Linked DNA regions of Homo sapiens: region 2 is linked to region 1. A link is an interaction called in ENCODE POLR2A ChIA-PET data of the cell type or tissue named here. Cell type or tissue: PC-3. All regions are shown on one strand. Links, peaks and the distances in the headings refer to the core of each region. The heading gives the core; the rest is flanking DNA. Region 1 has its middle 73 kb from the start of MIR492. Region 2 has its middle 42 kb from the start of NDUFA12.

The links. Peaks named below come from ENCODE experiments on the same cell type or tissue, not always from the same donor. Only the 100,000 strongest peaks of a DNase experiment are listed, where the experiment ranks them.
Region 2: POLR2A ChIA-PET joins it to region 1 with 10 read pairs; 2 of 35 experiments call an interaction of 5 or more read pairs at or near these places.

The regions. Positions count from the first base shown.
Region 1 is chr12:94,759,175-94,763,573 of GRCh38, forward strand. No RefSeq gene overlaps it. Among named protein-coding and RNA genes, the nearest start is that of MIR492, 73 kb to the right of the region's middle. RefSeq lists a silencer at 3,345-3,394 and an enhancer at 3,715-3,774. In PC-3, for the core only: no CTCF peak of the experiment used is centred there; DNase peaks (open chromatin) are centred at 2,577 and 3,597; H3K27ac peaks cover 2,097 bases.
Region 2 is chr12:94,959,047-94,963,445 of GRCh38, forward strand. No RefSeq gene overlaps it. Among named protein-coding and RNA genes, the nearest start is that of NDUFA12, 42 kb to the right of the region's middle. RefSeq lists a silencer at 797-1,057. In PC-3, for the core only: no CTCF peak of the experiment used is centred there; no DNase peak of the experiment used is centred there.

The DNA of each region.
Region 1 (4,399 bases), core at 303-4,302:
CTCTACACCCCAGTTCCTCCTTTCTGGGTTTTCTTTCCTCTTGGTGGATCTCACTTCATCCCCTTTCTGGAGCTCAATCCTCCTCTCAGAAAGATCTAATGTAAAACATGTACACTTCTGTGTGAGTTTATAATCATTCTTCCCTTTCTTCCTTCCTTTCTTTTCATTTTTTTTTTTTTTTTTTTTTTTTGAGACAGAGTCTTGCTCTGTCGCCCAGGCTGGAGTGCAGTGGCACGATCTTGGCTCACTGCAGCCTCCACCTCCCGGGTTCAAGCAATTCTCCTGCCTCAGCCTCCCAAGTAGCTGGGACTACAGGCACGTGCCGTCATGCCCGACTAATTTTTGTATTTTTAGTAGAGACGGGGTTTCACCATGTTGGCCAGGATGGTCTTGATCTCCTGACCTCATGATCTGCCCACCTTGGCCTCCCAAAGTGGTGGGATTACAGGCATGAGCCACCGCACCCAGCTCCTTCCCTTTCAATGTATTTTAATTCTAGGCCCTATCTCTAAATAAAAAAATCCTTCATTTAGAGAGCCCATCTTTTTAAAAGGAGTTTTGAGCATCAGGTGACAGGTGGAAAAAGAAGGAGAGAGAAGATTCTTGGAGGCCACGCAGCAGAAGGTCACCTACATTTGGAAGCTGGTCCTCTTTTCACATGACTAAACCAGCAGTCCTCAACCTTTTTGGCACCAGGGACATAGATGAGGGGAGGGGAATGGTTTCAGGATGAAATTGTTCTCTATCATTATTAGATATCATATCATTATTAGATTATTAGGCATTAATTAGATTCTCATAAGGAGTGTGTAGCCCAGATCCCTCACATGCACAGTTCACAATAGGGTCCTCGCTTCTATGAGATTCCAATGCCACTGCTGATGTGACAGGAGGCACAACTCAGGCGGTAACACTTGCTCGCCCACCGTTCACCTCCTGCTGTGTGGCCTGGTTCCTAACAGGCCACAGATCGGTACCGGTTCATAGCGTGGGGGTTGGAGACCCCTGGCCTAAACAATGTAGGAAAGCCCCTCTCAGAACTATCTTGACCCAGGATCCATAGGATGAATTCTAAAATGTGGAAGGAGTGGGAGGAGGAGAAAATATTATTCTCTTGTACCACTTCCTTAAAACACATGAGCAAATGAACTGAAAACATGGCAATTTTCTCATTAATCGATTCTCGACAAGAAACTAGATAATTCTGCTGAAAAAAATATCCCTCTGGTGGTTAAATTATCTCTTCGGCTGTCTACATCCACCAAATTAACTCAAGAACTGTAACCTCTATTTCATATTGTGTTGTGTTAATATTACTGTGGCAGGTTTGAATGCAGAGGACCTGAGCACCTCACCATTCATCCCTTCTGAAAGGAGGGTCTAAAACCAATGCCCTTCTGGTCACTGAGGCGGGAGACCAGAAATGGCACAGTTCAAACACTGCCCCACTTTAAGCTGCAGCTTCAGTTAGGAAATGTTATGATTTCAACTGCTTTAAGTTGACTTTACATTTCCCAATCTAAAAATAAATAATTTTAAGGCACTTGGCAATGGATCGAGAGATGTATAGAAGGTTAATTTTCCTACACTACAAATATTTGAAATAACAATACAAAGATAAATAGACTGCAAACTTTTTTTAAAGTCTAACCTCACTTGTGAGAGTAACATGAGTTATCGTTTTTTTTACCTATCAAATGGGCAAAAAAGTTTGAAATTCTTTCCAGTGTGGGAGAGTATCTAAGAAAGCAGATGCTGGTAGGAGTATAGATTGCAACATTCTTTCAAAGTAATTTGAAATCTTATTTAAAACATTTGTCTAACATGCAGACCCTATGATTCAGCAATTCTGCTTCTAGGAATGCGTCCTAATAAACATGGACACAAAGAAATATGTACAAGACAATCTTTCTAGTGATGCCTATAATAATAAAAGCTACTAAAACCACAAATGTCCATTCATAATGAGCTGTGAGTAAATTATGTTATAAAATGGAATAGTATGCAGTCATTAAAACTGATAACACAGTTATTTTGATTTAGAAATATATTTATGTTATTAAAGAAAAAGGTAGGTTATGAAACTATATATTATATAGCATGTGATGTCACTTTTGTTAATACATACACAATGACCATAAATTAAAATGTGTTAAGCAATTTATACACACCTACACACACATATAAATCGAAAAAGTGTCTCTAATTCTCTTTAAAATACTCCAGCACAAACAGTATGGTATATAGGTGTATGAGTCTTAATTTATACTCTAGGGGCAGTTGCTTAGCATTTGAAAGACTTTAACAAAAAATTGGTATTTCCAAAAAAATTGGCTATTATAAGGCTTCGGCTGCCTTTATCTTTAATAAACATCAGACGGTTTGTTAATAAGCATAGTGGATATTAGAAATTATTTTGGATGAAAATAGGTGTTCAAAATACAGTTATGCACTGCTTAACTACGTTTCAGTCAATGGACTGTGTAGAAACAATGGTGGCTCCTTAAGATTATAATGGAGCTGACAAATTCCCATCCTCCTCTAGTGACTCACAGCCGTCATAATGCTGCAGCGTAATACATTACTCATGTGTTTGTGGTGTTGCTGGTGGAAACCAACCTACTACTCTTCCATTTGTGTAAAGTGTAGCACATACAGCTATGTACAGTACATAATACCTGATAATAAAACAACTATGTTACCAGTGTATGTATTTACTATGCTATACTTTTTATTGTTATTTTAGAGTGTACTCCTTCTACTTATGAAAAAAAGAGGTTAACTGTAAAACAGCTTCAGGCAGGTCCTTCAGGAGATATTCCAGAAGAAGGCATTGTTATCATAGGAAATGACAGCTTCAAATGTGTTATTGCCCCTGAAGACCTCCCAGTGGGACAAGACGTGGAGGTGGAAGACAGTGAAACTGATGATCCTGACCCCGTGTAGGCCAAGGCTAATGTGTGTGTTCGTGTCTTAGTTTATAACAAAAAATTGAAACAGTAAAAATATAAATAATAGAAAAAAGCTTACAGAATAAGGATATAAAGAAACTATTTTTTGTATAGCTATCCAATATATTTGTGTCCTAAGTGTTATTATGAACGTGTCAAAAGTTTCTTAAAATTTATTTTTAAAGTTACAGTAAGTTAAGGTTTATTATTAAAGAAAAAATTTTAAATGAATATAGTGTAGTCTTAGTATACAGCGTTTAAAGTTTACACTTGTGTGAGTGGTCACATTCACTTACCACTCACTGATTCACCCAGGGCAACTTCCAGTCCTATAAACTCCCTTCATGGTAAATGCCCTATACAGGTGTGCCATTTTTAATCTTTTATAACCCACTGTGTTTTTACTGTACCTTTTCTGTTTAGATATGTGTAAATACACAAATACCACCATGTTACAACTGCCTATTCAGTATGGTAACACTTTGTATTGGTTTTTAGCCTAGGAGCAACAGGCTACAGCATATAGTGTAGGTGTGTAGTAGGCTATGCCATCTAGGTTTGTATAAGTACACTATGATGTTTACACAATGACAAAATTGACTAACGATACATTTCTCAGACCATATCCCTGTTGTTAAGCAATGCACGACAGTGCAGTAAGGGCTCACTTCATGTCATCAACAGGAAACTGCAACTTTCAGTGAAACAACATATAGTGAAACTGATTTTGCCACAGGCTAATTGAGATCAACAAGAGCTAAGTTCTTATGGCATATTTCTGATCACAAAAAAAATCACAAAACTTCTAAATAAAAACCAAAACATTTATAATATTAAACACTGAAATACATGTGAGCTATACATACATTTAAGTAAGGTTAATAAACACAAGGAAGATAATTATTTGCCCAGTTATTCCTGTTTCAGGGTCAAGGGTAGCTGGAGCCTGTCCCGGCAGCTGAGGCTGCAACATTGGGACCCATCCTGGACAGGATACATCCCCTAGCAGGGTGCACTCAGACCCACACCCCCACCACACACACCCCTGCCACACACACACACACACACACGCTCTCTCTCTCTCACTCAGGCTGGGACCACATGCCAGTTAACCAAACATGTACATCTCTGCGATGTAGGAGGAAATTGGGAGACCTGGAGAAAACCCATGCAGATGTGGGAGGATGTGCAAACTCCACACAGACAGGGGCCCCAGCCAGGAACAGACTTTCTCATCAAGGTGATCATGAAATGACACCGATTGAAATGACATCATTTGAGGACTTGCTGTATATGGATCAGCTGGAAATGCTGTACAGGCCACTCCGCCTTCTTATGACCAGGGTGTGAGAATTCAGCAACGCCAGCAGCCTCCATCCCTCCAGTCTTACGTTATGGAGGATTCTGTGGCCTGCGTGACTCTAAGTAAAGTTAGCTCAATGCTATGG
Region 2 (4,399 bases), core at 100-4,099, 200 kb after region 1:
TCATCTGTGGATTGATGTAGGGGAGTAAAAGGATATGCGCACGGAAAAATGAATGAATGAATAAACACAGCACCAATTAGAGCAGTGAAGGAAACTCAGGAATCCAGAGGCCAACCCCCAGTTCCCTTCATTCCATCTAGCTAACATCTAAATGAGATCCTGTTCCAGGCTATCCTCTTTCCAGTCACTAGAAGGGACAGTCCGCAGGAGGCATTTTAGTGCTTCCAGATCTGGAGATGGCGTTTTCTTGCTCTCAGGAGGGGCATCTTAAGAGTCTAGACTCTCAGACCCTTCTAAGGGGTCAGCCACCTCCAGCCTCTACCCCTTGAGGAATTTATCTTTTCATTGATCTCTAGATCCCTCCAGCCTCCCCAGGTGGGGCCACAGCTTGTCTCGGAAGGAATGCCATCCCTGCTGAACCTCAGGGGCTCCTTGACCTTCACCCTGTCTCAGTCACCTTCTCCAGCGTTGCCACCCCCACACAACCCTCATTAGTGGCCACCATCACCACTGCCGCCGTGCTGCAGCCCTGTTAGAGACGACTTCCCTCCTCTTCAGTCCTGAGCAAAGAGACAAGGAAACACCTTCTCAACAGCCTCGTGAGTCTAGAAACACAGAGGTCCCATTCACGGGGCTTTTCCCAGGTAGGGAGGAAGGCGTGGACTCATCAATCTTCCATCTCGGCAGCACCCCTTCCTCTTCTTGTTAACCACCCTGCTAGCTTGAGGGACAGAAAGTGACAAAAAAAGGAGGCGAAACAAACTGAAAGCCTGCAATTAGCTTAAATGAGCTATCCACTAGATGCTGAGCTGTAGTGGATTGTTGCGAAGGGCCCCATGTTGACAGGTTTGGTTTTTTGTTTTTTTTTTTAAATTTTTCAAGAATAAGCAGAAATCTAGATTCTTATGTATAGTCTCCCAGATTTTAAACATTGGTGACTCATTTTTTTTAAGACAAAAGTCTCTCTCTGATGCCCCGGCTGGAGTGCTGGAGTGCCGTGGCACCATCTCTCCAGTAGCTGGGATTACAGGTGCCCACCACCACACCCAGCTAATGTTTGTATTTTTAGGAGAGATGGGGTTTCACCATGTTAGCCAGGCTGGTCTCAAACTCCTGAATTCAAGTGATCCACGGCCTCAGCCTCCCAAAGTGCTGCAATTTCAGGCATGAACCACTGCACCTGGCTTCATTCTATTTTTTAATCCCAATATAAATTTGTACCCATTAGAAAATCTATTCAGCTGCTTTTTTTTTTTTTTTTTTTTTTTTTTTTAGACAGAGTCTTGCTCTGTTACCCAGGCTGGAGTGCAGTGGCACGATCTCTGCTCACTGCATTCTCCGCCTCCAGGGTTCAAGCAATTCTTCTGCCTCAGCCTCCTGAGTAGCTGGGACTACAGGCGCTCACCACCATGCCCGGCTAATTTTTGAATTTTTAGTAAAGACGGGGTTTCGCCATGTTGGCCAGGCTGGTCTCAAACTCCTGACCTCAAGTTATCTGCCCACCTTAGCCTCCCAAAGTGTTGGGATTACAGGCATGAGCCACTGTGCCTGGCCCAGCTGCTTCTATTTCAGAGAAATAATATGGCTTAAGAGAGAGACTTCTTTCTCTCCCACCTGAAAGAAGTCCAGAGGTGGGCAGTCCAGGGCTGCATGTGGCTCATGAGAGCCCTATGTCTGAATTACATGGCTTGGGTTTCTTTCTAGCAGTTTCTAGAATGCACTGGAGCTTCAATTCCAGATCAACCAGCTAAATGTCCCTGGGAACAGCCATTTATCTTTCTATGCCTCTGTTTGCTCATTTGTAAAATGAACAATAACAGCACCTCCCTCACAGGTTGGCTGTTGAGAATTAAATGAGATAATACACAAAAAGTTGTCAGCACAGAGCCTGGAACACAGCCCCAAAAGTGTAAGATTAAGTGACCCCATCTCCACTCTTTGATTACCTGGGTCATTATAAACTGTAACAACAAAGCAAAATCACTTGAGGTCAGGAGTTTGAGACCAGCCTGGCCAATATGGTGAAACCCCCATCTCTACTAAACATACAAAAATTAGCTGGGCCTGGTGGCATGCGCCTATAATCCCAGTTACTCGGGAGGCTGAGGCAGGAGAATTGCTTGAACATGGGAGGCAGAGATTGCAGTGAATCAAGATCGCGCCACTGCACTCCAGCCTGGGGGACAAAGTGAGACTCTGTCTCAAAAAAAGAAAAAAAAAAAAGAAATGGGAATCAGGAGCCAAAAGTTAATCTGTAAGAACATAAGCTCTACCCCTCCCTGAAGCTTTGGATAGATTGTTGGATTTTCTTCAACTGTGAAGGGGAGAGGGGCTTTCTGAGTCAATTTTATCTAGATCTAAGGAGCAGGAAGACCCCAAGTGACATTTGATTTGTATAGTTAATGCCTACCCTCCTTCTGTCCCCAACCACTTCTAGAGACTCTTGGCAAAATTGGATGGGAATTTTCTGACACTGCCTCTGCTTGTACAATACTGAGAAGTCAGGAAGAGCTTGAGTTGGCTGTAATTCTAAAGGGTGAATGGATGCTGATGGTGTTTCCTAGCAACAGCTGAAAAGAAATCAATGTCAAGTGATACAAGTTCCATGAGTAGAAGAAGCAAAATATCCACTGAAACATGGTGAGAAGTCACATGACCTAGGTACTGACTGTCAGGCCCAAACTGGCCATTGTAAGCTAATCTTGCTGTTAGGATGCTGTAAAGATGAGGCAAGAGCAAAGGGGTTGTAGGAAGCCTCATAAAAATGACCCCAAATCAAAATGTTCAATCAAAGCCCAGCTTTGGAGCAATGGCCTTAGCCAGAGAAAACCACTTAATTTGTAGATAACCAAAGGTCATAGAAGGTTGTCAAATAAATCCCTTTAATCTAATTATGAATGACATTTACCTCAATAAAGCCACATGGTATTAAATAAGACATTAATAATCATATCTCACAAGAATGGAAATGACTCTCATCCATTACCCATCTCATAAACTTAGAAAGCATTGATTTTTAGCCAAGAACCAACTGAAGAATACTAATACCCTACTGCATTAGTCAGGGTTGTTTTTGCTGCCAATGAGAGAAATTCAGCTGGAATTAAGCAAATTCAAGGGGACAGAGTAAGTCATAGAATCAAAGGAAGTCTCTCTCTCTCTCTCCTTCCTAGGGAGGCTGGGCATGGTGGCTCACACCTGTCATCTCAGCACTTGGGGAGGTTGAGGCGGGCGGATCACCTGAGGTCAGGAGTTCAAGACCAGTCTGGGCAACACGATGAAACCCCATCTCTACTAAAGGCTGGTGAAACCAGCCTGGGCAACATGGTGAAACTCCATCTTTACTAAAAATACAAAAATTAGCTGGGTGTGGTGGCACACGTCTGTAATCCCAGCTACTTGGGAGGCTGAGACAGGAGAATCACTTGAATCCGGGAGGCGGAGGTTGCAGTGAGCTGAGATTGCGCCACCGCACTTCAGCCTGGGTGACAGAGGGAGACTCCGTCAAATAAAAAAAAAAAAAAAAAAAGAAAAGAAAGAGAGACAGAGAAAGAGAGAAAAAAAGCAAGCCAGCCAGCCTAGGGAATAATTTGATTAGCTTGGTGTGGACCGCACATATGTCTTATTCCAGGGCCACTTATTAGGGCCAGGAGGATGGTGTCAGAAGGCAGGAGGCAGTGTGCTGTAGTTAGCAGGGCTAGAATGGGAAGGAGAAGTTTTCCAAAGAAGGCGGATGCTGTTTTCAAAAGGGAAGAAACTGATGCTGAGCAGACAAATACCAAATGCCCGGCACATTTATTGAATCTGTGATAAGAGTGAATTTTATAACCTGCCACTATCATTAGCTTGTCTAAGTTGTCTTGGCAAAGGTAAAACATTACAGAATCCAGGGCTGTCTGGAATGTACTGTGGATTTGATCTTTCTAAATCATTTGTAATTATCTATCATAGGAGGTGGAACGTCAGCTGTACATCTCTGAAAATACCAAATTTCATTTTCCTGTAAATAAAAGAAGGGCACTATAAAGATAAAAGCTAATATTATAGCTATATATCTAATTTTGTCTTCAAATATAACCATTAAGTGTTTTAAGTAAATAATTTAAAATTGAGTTTCTAGTAAAACTCAAAGGAATATTACATAAAATAACTTTTAAAAAGTCTCTAAGTCATTCTTGTATAGTGATCTATATTAACTAATAAAAGGCCAAAAATTAATCATGCTTTCAGGAACTGTAAATCAGTAAACTAAATTATCATTATTTAATATTGTTGTTAAGACTGGGTGCGGTGGCTCACGCCTGTAATCCCAGCACTTTGGGAGGCCGAGGCAGGCAGATTGCTTGAGCTTAGGAGTTCAAGATCAGCCTGGGCAAGATAGTGAAATCCCATCTCTACT